Regions from separate parts of the Homo sapiens genome. Here region 1 is linked to region 2. A link is an interaction called in ENCODE POLR2A ChIA-PET data of the cell type or tissue named here. Cell type or tissue: Panc1. All regions are shown on one strand. Links, peaks and the distances in the headings refer to the core of each region. The heading gives the core; the rest is flanking DNA. Region 1 has its middle 71 kb from the start of GNAQ. Region 2 overlaps GNAQ (G protein subunit alpha q).

Region 1 (5,392 bases), core at 164-5,163, 280 kb before region 2:
GCAATTATTATTCTAGTTGAAATGGCTTATCCTCAAGTGAAACAAGGTGTTCAGAATCAGCCCTGCATAGGCAGAAGAAAGAAAATTCAAAATAAAAGGTCCTGTGCCTTAAGTTAGTCTACATAAAAAACAGAAGACTCTGACTTGCTGCAAGCAGGTACACTTTTTTAAAGTCATAGATTCATTATTATCCCATTGAATGAATATTCACTGTGCTGCACACTGTAGAGATAGTGTAGGAAATGGAATCTAATTAGGAGAGAAGACAAGCAAATACAAAAAAACACAGGGATATGCAAAACACAGCAAATTTTCATAACACAATGCTAAGGCACACACAGTGAGGCCGACTTTGGATGATTAATAATCAATGATGTCTTATGGAAAATTCTGGAAGGTTTTGAACAAAGATGGCTCAGTGTGAGAAATTGTGGACAAGGCATTGGGCACACAAAATGACCCATGTCCCAACACCAGGAAGATGAAGGGAGGGAAGAAGGGAGCTGATATATAAGAGCAGCTAGGATGAGTTAAACACTGTAATATTTAATTTATTTGTGTTGTCTCATATATTCTTCATGACCACCCAGGAGGCAAATGTGTTCATTAATTCATCCATTTTCCTAACAATTATTTATTAATGTCTATTATATGCCAGGATTTGTGTGAGGTATCAAAATACATAAGATGAATAAGAAACAACTACAAGAAACAGCAAATCTAAACACATAAGATTTATTTTGATGTCTCTATTTTGATTTTCTCCATTTCCAGTGAGGAAATTGAGGCTCAGGGAAGTTGTATAATTTGCCCACGTTCACCCGATACTGTAAATTATTACCTGAACTAGGATTAGCACTGATGCTCACATCTTCATTTTCATGAACTTAATGTGAGCAGTAACTTACCCCATGGTAAAAGGTGAGGTGCCTGCCACTTGCTTAATGGGGCAAAGGGTGAGGATTCGGCAACACTTGGTGGTGGTGAAAGAAGTCTTCCTTCCTCATTCTCAATAATTGTTCTCTGAAAGGTTACATAATGAAGAAGATATTTTTAAAAGTCTGCTTCGTAACCTCAAGTACAACCTGGAAATGTTGCCTTCATATCATGGATCAAGTAAGTTAATATCACCAGACATCTGCTGTTTAAAATAAGGAAGCATTTGGTTTCTGTTTCTGAGAGAGGATCTAGAACGATATGGCTTTAGATGGACTAGACTCAGAGTAGTTTCCTGAACGGAATGAAAAACTTGTGGTCATGGGCTCTGCGGTGAAAAGAGTTCCACTGAATGCAAGTGACAGAAACTCATTTCGACATACATTAAGCAAAAAATGAAAGGTTATTTGCACACATACTGGGACATTAGAGGTGAATCCAGGGACTCAAGTAATGTTCTCAGGACTATTTTTCTCCCCTTCTCTAGTGGGCTTTAATTTCTCAGTCTAATTTTACGCAGCAGGATTGCTCTAGAGTGGGGAAAGTGGCTGCCAGCTTTCCCACGTTTTCATCATCACAGCTCTATCCACATATCAAATCTCAGGGAAGAACACTGATTAGCTATGCTAGGATCATATGCTTTCCCTTGGACCAATCACTATTATCCAAGCAATATAGCACCATGATTGATCAGGCCTGGACATCATGCCCATCACTGTAACCATTGGTGATTGAGAGCCTCAACAAAATTTCATGGAAATCTTGTCCCAAAGAAGGAAATGATGGGAAGGCAAATGAACACAACAAAACAAAAAATCTACGATAAAATCTCTCTTTAAAATCCTATGGCCTTTGAGGCTGGGCGCTGTGGCTCACGCCTGTAATCCCAGCACTTTGGGAGGTCGAGGCGGGCAGATCACGAGGTCAGGAGATCTAGACCATCCTGGCCAACATGGTGAAACCCCGTCTCTACTAAAAATACAAAAATTAGCTGGGCATGTGGCGCGCACCTGTAGTCCCAGCTACTGGGGAAGCTGAGGCAGGAGAATCACTTGAACCTGGGAGGCAGAGGTTGCAGTGACCCAAGATCGCGCCACTGCACTCCAGCCTGGCGACAGAGTGAGACTCCATCTCAAACAAACAAACAAATAAACAAACAAAAAACGATGGCCTTTGAAAGTTTGATTTAGCTAAAAGTGAGAGAAAGACTTCAGTGACTTGAGATTTACTGATTTTTAAAAGTTGTGTAATGTTTATGAACTGTAGGAGGGAAACTACTGTACAACTCAGGGGCACCATTCATATTATCTACAATTAGTTATATATTGACTAAAATGTGATTGGTGCCCCCTGAAGTTATGCAGTGTGATGGACCTGAACAAGAACAAAGTGATTAGAAATGGGTCCCATTGATGTTCAAAATTTTGTTTAGCTGATTGCATATACATATAAACTAAACATGCTATTTGTAGCTTTAGTGCATCTGATTGGTTGTTGACAACAGTGTTTACATCCTGAGAGAGCAGAAGAATAAACTGTTGCGTAGATTGCTGTCAAGTCTGAGTTATTCTAGCAGCAGAGTTATTTATTGACTATAAAAAAAATCTTGCTATTTCCATCTGGCTGTCTGCTTGATGAAACATATTTCCAGATAAAATGTAAGCAGAGGAAAATCCCTTTTGTTCCACCTAAAAAACATCATTGGCTTCTAGAACATGAATACTATGCTCACGAGTAAACCTGCTCCAAGGGATACTTCTGAAGATGGTTATTTAATAGCTTTAGCTTTAGAAGAACAATTAGGGTGGCCATTAGTTTTCAATATTTCAAGCACAAATCTTTTAAATAGCATCAATCTCAAAGCAATGTAGAAACTACCCATTTTCTTGAGCTTTTGTCTCAATCAATGCTGTTTAAAATAGTTAAAAAAATAAATTTCATTGAACATGAATTAAGTCTTAAATCAAATGATTTGCAGGATTTGAAGGACTTTTATCCATTTAATAACTTGCTAAGATGAGACTATGATTTACTTGGTAAAAAAAATTATAGCCCATGAATCACTGGGTTACCACTCATTAATTATTATTGACTGTGTTAGGATAGTATTTTACAGAAGAAAAATATCATGACTTTCACAGTAAAGTAAGCATTACAATAAGAATGACAATTTGTTCATGAAAACTAGTAGCAGAATTGAAAAGGGCCTCTGGGGCAATTGAGTTTCTCCCCAAATTTGTTGACTGAATAGCTGCCATTATTCTTCAGGGCTTTCTCAACAGGTGGCTGTCAGATCCAGGTCTGCCTGCTATTGGTAACAGCATTTCTTCAACATCAGCCAGCATCAGGCCCCATTATCTTGAACTCTTTATAAGCTTTCTTTCCTTCAGCTTCAAAATTTCTTGCGTTAGTTCATAGTCTTTCTTGCTTTTATAGGAAATTCCAGATCTCTCCTTTTCTAAATCAAATTTGATCTGTTAATAACATATAGCATGTACCTATTTAGAATGTCATCTTCCCCTTGCAGACTTTCAGTAAATATTTTATTGTCAAGGTTTGCCCACATTTACTCCTATCCAAATCTGATTAATCGACTTGCTGAATGGTATTCACTATGAAAACTTGGTCCTCAATGTTGAGTCTTTAAAACAAATATATTTGTCTAGTTATTTGTCCATCGATTCACCCCTGCATTTCCTCACACACACTCAGAAATTGGCACACAAACTGCATATGCATAGCTTCTAGGGGCTTGGAGAAAGCATCAGTTAGAGCCTGCTCCCCAGAGCTGCCTTATGTTGTGATGTAGATGCACATCAAGTTTAGAATCAAGAATGTTAGAGTGAAAGTAACCAATGAAAAACTGAGGTCCAGAACTGTTACTGTGATGTGCCTGAGCCACGGCCACATTGAGTGAAACATGATGCACCTCACCTTCTAGGTTAGTGCTTTGTCTTTCTGCCCCCCTTGTTTTCCTGTGTGAATTTGATCTTGAAAATTAGCCACGTGTGAAGCAAGCCTAAATCAACACTCCTCTGTAAAATAGACAAGGTGAATTCAAGATTACTGTGACTCAGCTCTTAAATTCTGTCATTTAACAATCAACATTTCTGTGAAGTAAATAATTACTCCTTAATTCATATTCTTTTTTTTTTTTTTTTTTTTTTTTGAGAGGGAGTCTCGCTCTGTTGCCAGGCTGGAGTGAAGTGATGCGATCTCAGCTCACTGCAACCTCCACTTCAGGCGATTCTCCTGCCTCAGCCTCCCGAGTAGCTGGGCACTACAGGCGCGTTCCACCTCACTCAGCTAATTTTTGTATTTTTCTAGAGACGGGGTTTCACTATGTTGGCCAGGATGGTCTAGATCTCCTGACCTTGTGATCCACCCGCCTTGGCCTCCCAAAGTGCTGGGATTACAGTCATGAGCCATATATTCTTTTTTAAAAAATAGAATTTTAGTTTAGAATATCTTTCAATGTACTTAATTTTTGCAAAGATAGTACAGAGTTCTCATACACCCCACACCCAATTTCTCCTAACATTTTTTCCTGTATATTTGTCACAATTAATAAACCAATATTGATATATTATTATTAATTTTATTTTCTTTTGTAACATTATAGTTTGGTTTTACATTAAAGGAGATGTGCTATCATTTTTTGAAGGGAGTATGTAATCTTATCTGATATATTACATGAAAATTATCAGCAAGTCATAATTATTTAACGTTATTCTTCATATTTCTGACCTCGTGTCCTTTTTTCCAATGTACAAAGCTTTCATCTATTTGTTAATCAAATACTTATATTGTGTTTACTGTGTGTCAGACACTGTTCTAGGTCCTCTGTAAACAGTAAGCATTTAATCCTCATAACATACCTACATATTATTATCATCCTCAATTTGGAGATGGGAAATTGATGCTCAGAGAATTTAAGTAACTTGCTCAAAGTCACACAGTGCAATCTAGCTCCAGAGTCATGTTCTTCGTCTCACATGTGCTCCTATGCTTCTCTAGGGGACAGAATCCAGCCTTACCTTGTTTATTTCTATAACCCTTCGCCAACTCCTGCACCATAACTTGCAAGTGGTGTGGTAGATGTATTACTCTGCTCAGGCTGCTGAAACAGAATGCCACACACTGGGTAGCTTACACAACAGAAATGTACTTTCTCACAGTCTTAGAGGCTGGAAGTCCAAAATTAAGGTGCCAGCAGGGCTTGTTTCTGGGAAGACCATTTTTCCTGGCTTGGAGATGGCTGCCTCCTCTCTGTGTCCTCACAGGGCCTTTCCTCTGTGCATGATGACTCCTGATACCTATTCCTGTTCTTGTAAAAATGCCAGTCCAAGGCTGGGCGCGGAGGCTCACGCCTGTAATCCCAGCACTTTGGGAGGCTGAGGTGGGCGGATCACAAGGTCAGGAGTTTGAGACCAGCCTGTCCAACATAGTGAAACCC
Region 2 (5,392 bases), core at 127-5,126:
GCAGTTAAACAGACTTCTCACTTTACACTTGGTTGAGTCTGATATCCCTTCCCAGATGCATTGTTAACTGCATCTCTCTTTCAAAGACAGCGTGTGGGCATTCCTGCTAATATGGAGTAAGCTGGGACAAAAGTGACTAGGGGCAGCCAAACTCTTCCAGTCTGAAAGATGGTGGAGAAGCATGTGGTGCTGCTGCCTTTACCGTCTGCTTGAATCAGCTAGTCATGCTATGGTCTGGCGTGTAGGCTGCCAGGTCCACGAAGACACCACACTTCTGTGAGTAGGGTCAGTGGGCAGTTGCTAGGTGTATGTGAAATGTGTGTGGAAAATGAAGGCTGAAGCAGTCTTACTGTGGAGGTATGAAAGATTTTGCTTTATCATTTATTGTTTGGTATAAATCTGTTGTATTGTTTGATAATGCTTTTATTTTGCAGCAGATCTTTTTGGCCATAATAAGTTTTTTTAGAAACTTGAAAATGCATGTTTAACAAAAAATTAAGTACTGTATTTTTGTTTCTAAAGAAAGTTGATAATGTGTAATTCATATAAAATTATTTATCAGTACTTAACATTCACCATTGTAGCCATGAATATAATCAACCACACAAAATACGAAAGACACAAATCTTCTGCTTCAAGAGTTCGCTGTTATTTTCAGAAGACTGTGCCCAAAGATGACATTTTAGCATGTGCAGCAGCAGAGAATGCATTTTTATATCACTCTGTGAAGCATGACTTTTTGTTTAGATCAAATGACTTTCTTTCCGAGTTAATTTAGCTCATTTTTATTCCAGGTTTTCTTATGCATGTACAAAAAAATGAAGCAATAGCAATTAATCTGTTAATTCTCTTAGCAGAAGAAAAACTTTGCAGGTAATTGATGGTTTGTTTTTTCTTCATTAATTCATGGAATCGAGATGAAGCTTTTAGAAGTTCATGCTGATAAAGTGAAATATCCAACATGGTTTTGATTGCTACAGTAAATGCTTTTGCTTCTTTAAAAAATTTTAAAAGTCATTGTTCAAAGTAATGTATTTTGTGGTAATGATACGAGTATAATTTTTCATGGAGCATAGTGTCATGGTAAAATACTGTATGTATTAAATTAATAAACTAGTGGACCAGAAATATTCTTAGAATAGTTATGGCTCACACATAAATCACAGTTGTATCCAAACAAGCTGCAATAATCTATTTATGAGTTTCATCTCCTAAACATATTTGTGAAATAATACTATTCTGAACTAATACCGAAAGATAGTTCTATGAAAATATTTGAACTGAGATATTTATGTCTTTCCATTTGAAAAACATAATAGAGTGAGATTACTTACCATTCAGCAGACCTTGTTCTAAGCTTACCAAGTATCTGAACCAACAAGAGAGGCCGTTTCTGAATTAAAACTATTAAGGTCTACCAAGAAGAGCATGGTTGAAAATGTTAACAGTTTCAAATTTATTGACCTAAAATAGTTAAGGCAATTTTTAAGAATGTTACAAACAATTCTATGAAATAGTTAAATACATAATATGTCAATATTGAAAAAATATAGTTCTCTGAAGGATGTTAGGGACATGATGTTAGAAAGAGATATGGCTAAGAACATGACTAAAGTACATGAAGGTACCAAGAAAAGTATTTCTGCTCATTTTTTACTTTAAAATCTACATTGATTTATCAAAAGTTTATATTTTAGGAAGATTTTATATTTTGAAAAATTTTTTAATGTGCACACTTCCTTGAATAATATCAATGTAATAAAATAGATTTGCTGGTCAATAAATACTTTAAAGACATACAACATTGATATGGTTTGGCTCTGTGTCCCCACCCAAACCTCATCTTAAATTGTAATCCCCACTTGTTGGGGGAAGGGCCTCATGGGAGGTGATTGAATCGTGGGGACAGATTTCCCCTTTGCTGTTCTCATGATAGTGAGTGAGTTCTCATGAGATCTGATCGTTTAAAAGTGTGTGGCACCTCCCGCTTCTCTGTCTCTCCTGCTCTACCACGGTAAGACGTGCTTGCTTCCCCTTCACCTTCCACCATGATTGTAAGTTTCCTGAGGCCTCCCATTCATGCTTCCTATACAGCCTGCAGAACCGTGAGTCAGTTAACCTCTTTTCTTCATAAATTATCCAGTCTCAGGTAGTTCTTTATAGCAGTGTGAGAACAGGTTAATACAAACATTAACTGTTTTGGTAGCCTTTTTAATACTCAAAAGTGTTAGTAGACTATAACTATATTATTATACTCTCAGTGGAAAGTTAACAGTTTCTCAGCAGTGGTCCAGGTAACTTTTTACACTTCTTATCTATAATATTTTCAAAATTTGGGTCTTTATTTAAAGTGACAAATTATATAACTTACTACAAAAAAACCAGGCCTTGTAGGATGTGAGTTATTTTCCTTCCCTTCTTCCTACTTAAATTCTAGGCCAGGCGTGGTGGCTCACGCCTGTAATCCCAGCACTTTGGGAGGCTGAGATGGGCAGATCATGAGGTCAGGAGATTGAGACCATCCTGGCTAACACGGTGAAACCCCATCTCTACTAAAAATACAAAAAATTAGCCGGGCGTTGTGGCAGACGCCTGTAGTCCCAGCTACTCAGGAGGCTGAGGCAGGAGAATGGCATGAACCCGGGAGGCGGAGCTTGCAGTGAGCCGAGATTTGCCACTGCACTCCAGCCTGCCAGCCTGGGTGACAGACCAAGACTCCTTCTCAAAGAAAAAAAAAAAAACAACTTCTAAATGCTTCATTACCGTTTTTCATAGGATAAAGAGGTATTGTTTTTGTTTCTTTATTTTTATTAATGGAACAGTTTCTGGCTCTGTTAAAGGGGCATTTAAGCAAGGTATTCTAAAAGCTCTATTCCTTCCCCAAGATTCTAGGAAAGTGAGCCTTTTACTTTCAGTTTTTCCTAACACAATTTCTTGAATGTCTGAAGCTTCAGTGGTCAGATTTCACATGGGATGTTCCAGAAAGATGATATTCCCTATGTAAGACTCTGAAATTCTTGGGAGCATTTGGGCCTTTTTTTTTTTTTTTTAATCAAAAAGCTTGTTCTTTTTATTTTTTCGCCTGTCTGAATTCTACCAACTGAACAGGGAAATCTTCTTTATCTGTTTTTCCTGTTGTCAAATAAAATAAAATTCCAAACCAGCAGCAACATACTCCTCTGGTTAATGAGATTGTAGGAGCACAGACATTACAAAGGACTAAAATGATTAGGCTTTTTCTGAGGTATAATATCAGGAAATGAACCACATAACATTATGTGATCTCAGAAATGAAGATGATATGAATCTATAAAGCAGGCATTTACCTATTATGCCAGGGTGGGGAGAAATCAGTCAATGAGTTGTTTTGTTGGTATAAAATCAACCTACAGTTGGTTGTTAGGGGTCTCAGTCTCTAGTCAGTGTTTTCAAAACATGATTTAATTCACCAACAGTCTCGTCAACAGATCTGGAGGCAAAAAAAGCTTCCATGGTCAAACAAGTTTGGAAAATTCAATAATATCCCCAATGCTAGGCTCATGGATTTATAGCACCTTTCTAGGTAAGGGCCATTGCCTTTTTATAACTTCTGTGTTCTGCAGCACAGACCTCTGTTTGACTATTTATAACCATTATTCTCCCCATTCTCTTACTTGGACTTCAGAATCCATTTGTCAAATACCTATTAACATTCCAATTAACTTAGTTTTCCATTAACTTAATTTTCCATTAATTAATGTTCCTCAGATATTCTTTGAAAGTAGTCATACAGACCATACCCTAATTGTTTTGAATTTTAATGAATATGCATATCTTTAATCTCTCTTTTCAATTTTTTTAAATCAACTGTGACTTTGTATAAACTCTCTGAAGATAAACTAGTTTTTTTGGTGGTATTAATAATGCATACATACATACACACACACACACACACACACACACACACACACCCATACTAGGATAGTACAACATCATAATTATGAAGATAATAGTAGAACTTCAGAGAGTGCAAAATTTTAAATTGTACCCCAAGATTTTATAGACCTGAAGGCAGTGTTCTTTGTAATGGAATTATGTAATTATATCAATCAACATACTCTGGAAGTGTTTGATGTAGGTTTTGCCATGCTGCATCAAGCATCTGACCTACAATGTCATTGATACTGATAATTATGACATTACAGACAAACATGAAAAAGGAAAATGTTAAGCAAAGAACCAAATAGAAGAATATTTACATGGAAAATGGTAGTGGTAGGGCCAAGAAAGAGATTGAGTTCTCTGAAAAGAAAAAAAAATATATTTTAAACAATAAAGGAGGGGTATTTCCTTTACCCAAGAAGGAATCCCCATTCTATGTTAGAATGAGCAAATAAAGCCTATAGGCCAGCAAAACCAAGAGGAGAATTGTAGTTCCAGCAAATGTTTTTTGGGAAAGACAGTATAACTATAGTCATTGATTATCTTGGTGACCATAATGGAGATTAAAAATAAAAATCTAATGATAGAAGAACAAACTTAATAATGAGTTAATAAATCAGTTTGTGAAGTCTTAATGAAAGGATATGTGGCAGTTTAATAAACTTTCTTCTCTAACATTGTAATCTAGAACATTGTATTTAACATACATTCTCTATTTTTCCTTTTCATCATTGTCTTGTGTATTGTCTAACACATGAGCGATAAATATTTGTTGAAATAATTATTAATGGTACTTTTGAGATACCACAAGATTTCATAGTAATTATAATATTTTGTACTAGGCATTTTAGAAACATCTCTTTTACTTTTCCTAACAGCCCTACAACAAATTGTTCCATCTTATAGATGAAGAAACTGAGGTTCAGGAAGGTTGAGTGACTTGTCTAAAGACACAGGGCTGGTACATGACAGAGTTATTATTGATACCTGATTTGGTCTCAGGCTGTTCAAGTTCTTCCTCTTTGCTACTGTGGTTCCCAGAATTACTAATTTGAGATTCAGTAGTCTCCATCTAATGCCAAGTTTAAGAAGGACATGGAAGCTTAGTAAAGGAGAATCAGTAGATCCTTACCACTTAAAGACTCCACACAGAAGATCTTTCGTTTTCATGAGGGGCTTCAAAAGGCTGTGTCATGTAGTAATTTCTAATTTTGCTGAGCCACATGTTGAATCATAAGTGTGGAGAGGCTGTTTTATGGGAGTGAATCACTCACAATGAGAACCCAGCCAGCAGCAGTTCAGTATGACTTTGCTGTTCTTTGTCATTTATGCAGTAATGCTCAGAAAAAGATAAAACAACAACTGTCACTCTGCATATAATGCACCTGAAAGGTCAGGGTTCAGGTTCTAATGAAGTCAGAAAACGTGAAACAGTCTGATAAATACAGTTCACGTCCAAGTTTTCTGCAGG

The links. Peaks named below come from ENCODE experiments on the same cell type or tissue, not always from the same donor. Only the 100,000 strongest peaks of a DNase experiment are listed, where the experiment ranks them.
Region 1: POLR2A ChIA-PET joins it to region 2 with 5 read pairs; 2 of 35 experiments call an interaction of 5 or more read pairs at or near these places.

Annotation. Positions count from the first base shown.
Region 1 is chr9:78,099,937-78,105,328 of GRCh38, reverse strand. No RefSeq gene overlaps it. Among named protein-coding and RNA genes, the nearest start is that of GNAQ, 71 kb to the right of the region's middle. In Panc1, for the core only: no CTCF peak of the experiment used is centred there; no DNase peak of the experiment used is centred there.
Region 2 is chr9:77,820,283-77,825,674 of GRCh38, reverse strand. All of the region lies in intron 2 of GNAQ (G protein subunit alpha q), which reads left to right. Among named protein-coding and RNA genes, the nearest start is that of GNA14, 170 kb to the right of the region's middle. In Panc1, for the core only: no CTCF peak of the experiment used is centred there; a DNase peak (open chromatin) is centred at 5,084; H3K4me3 peaks cover 284 bases; H3K27ac peaks cover 600 bases.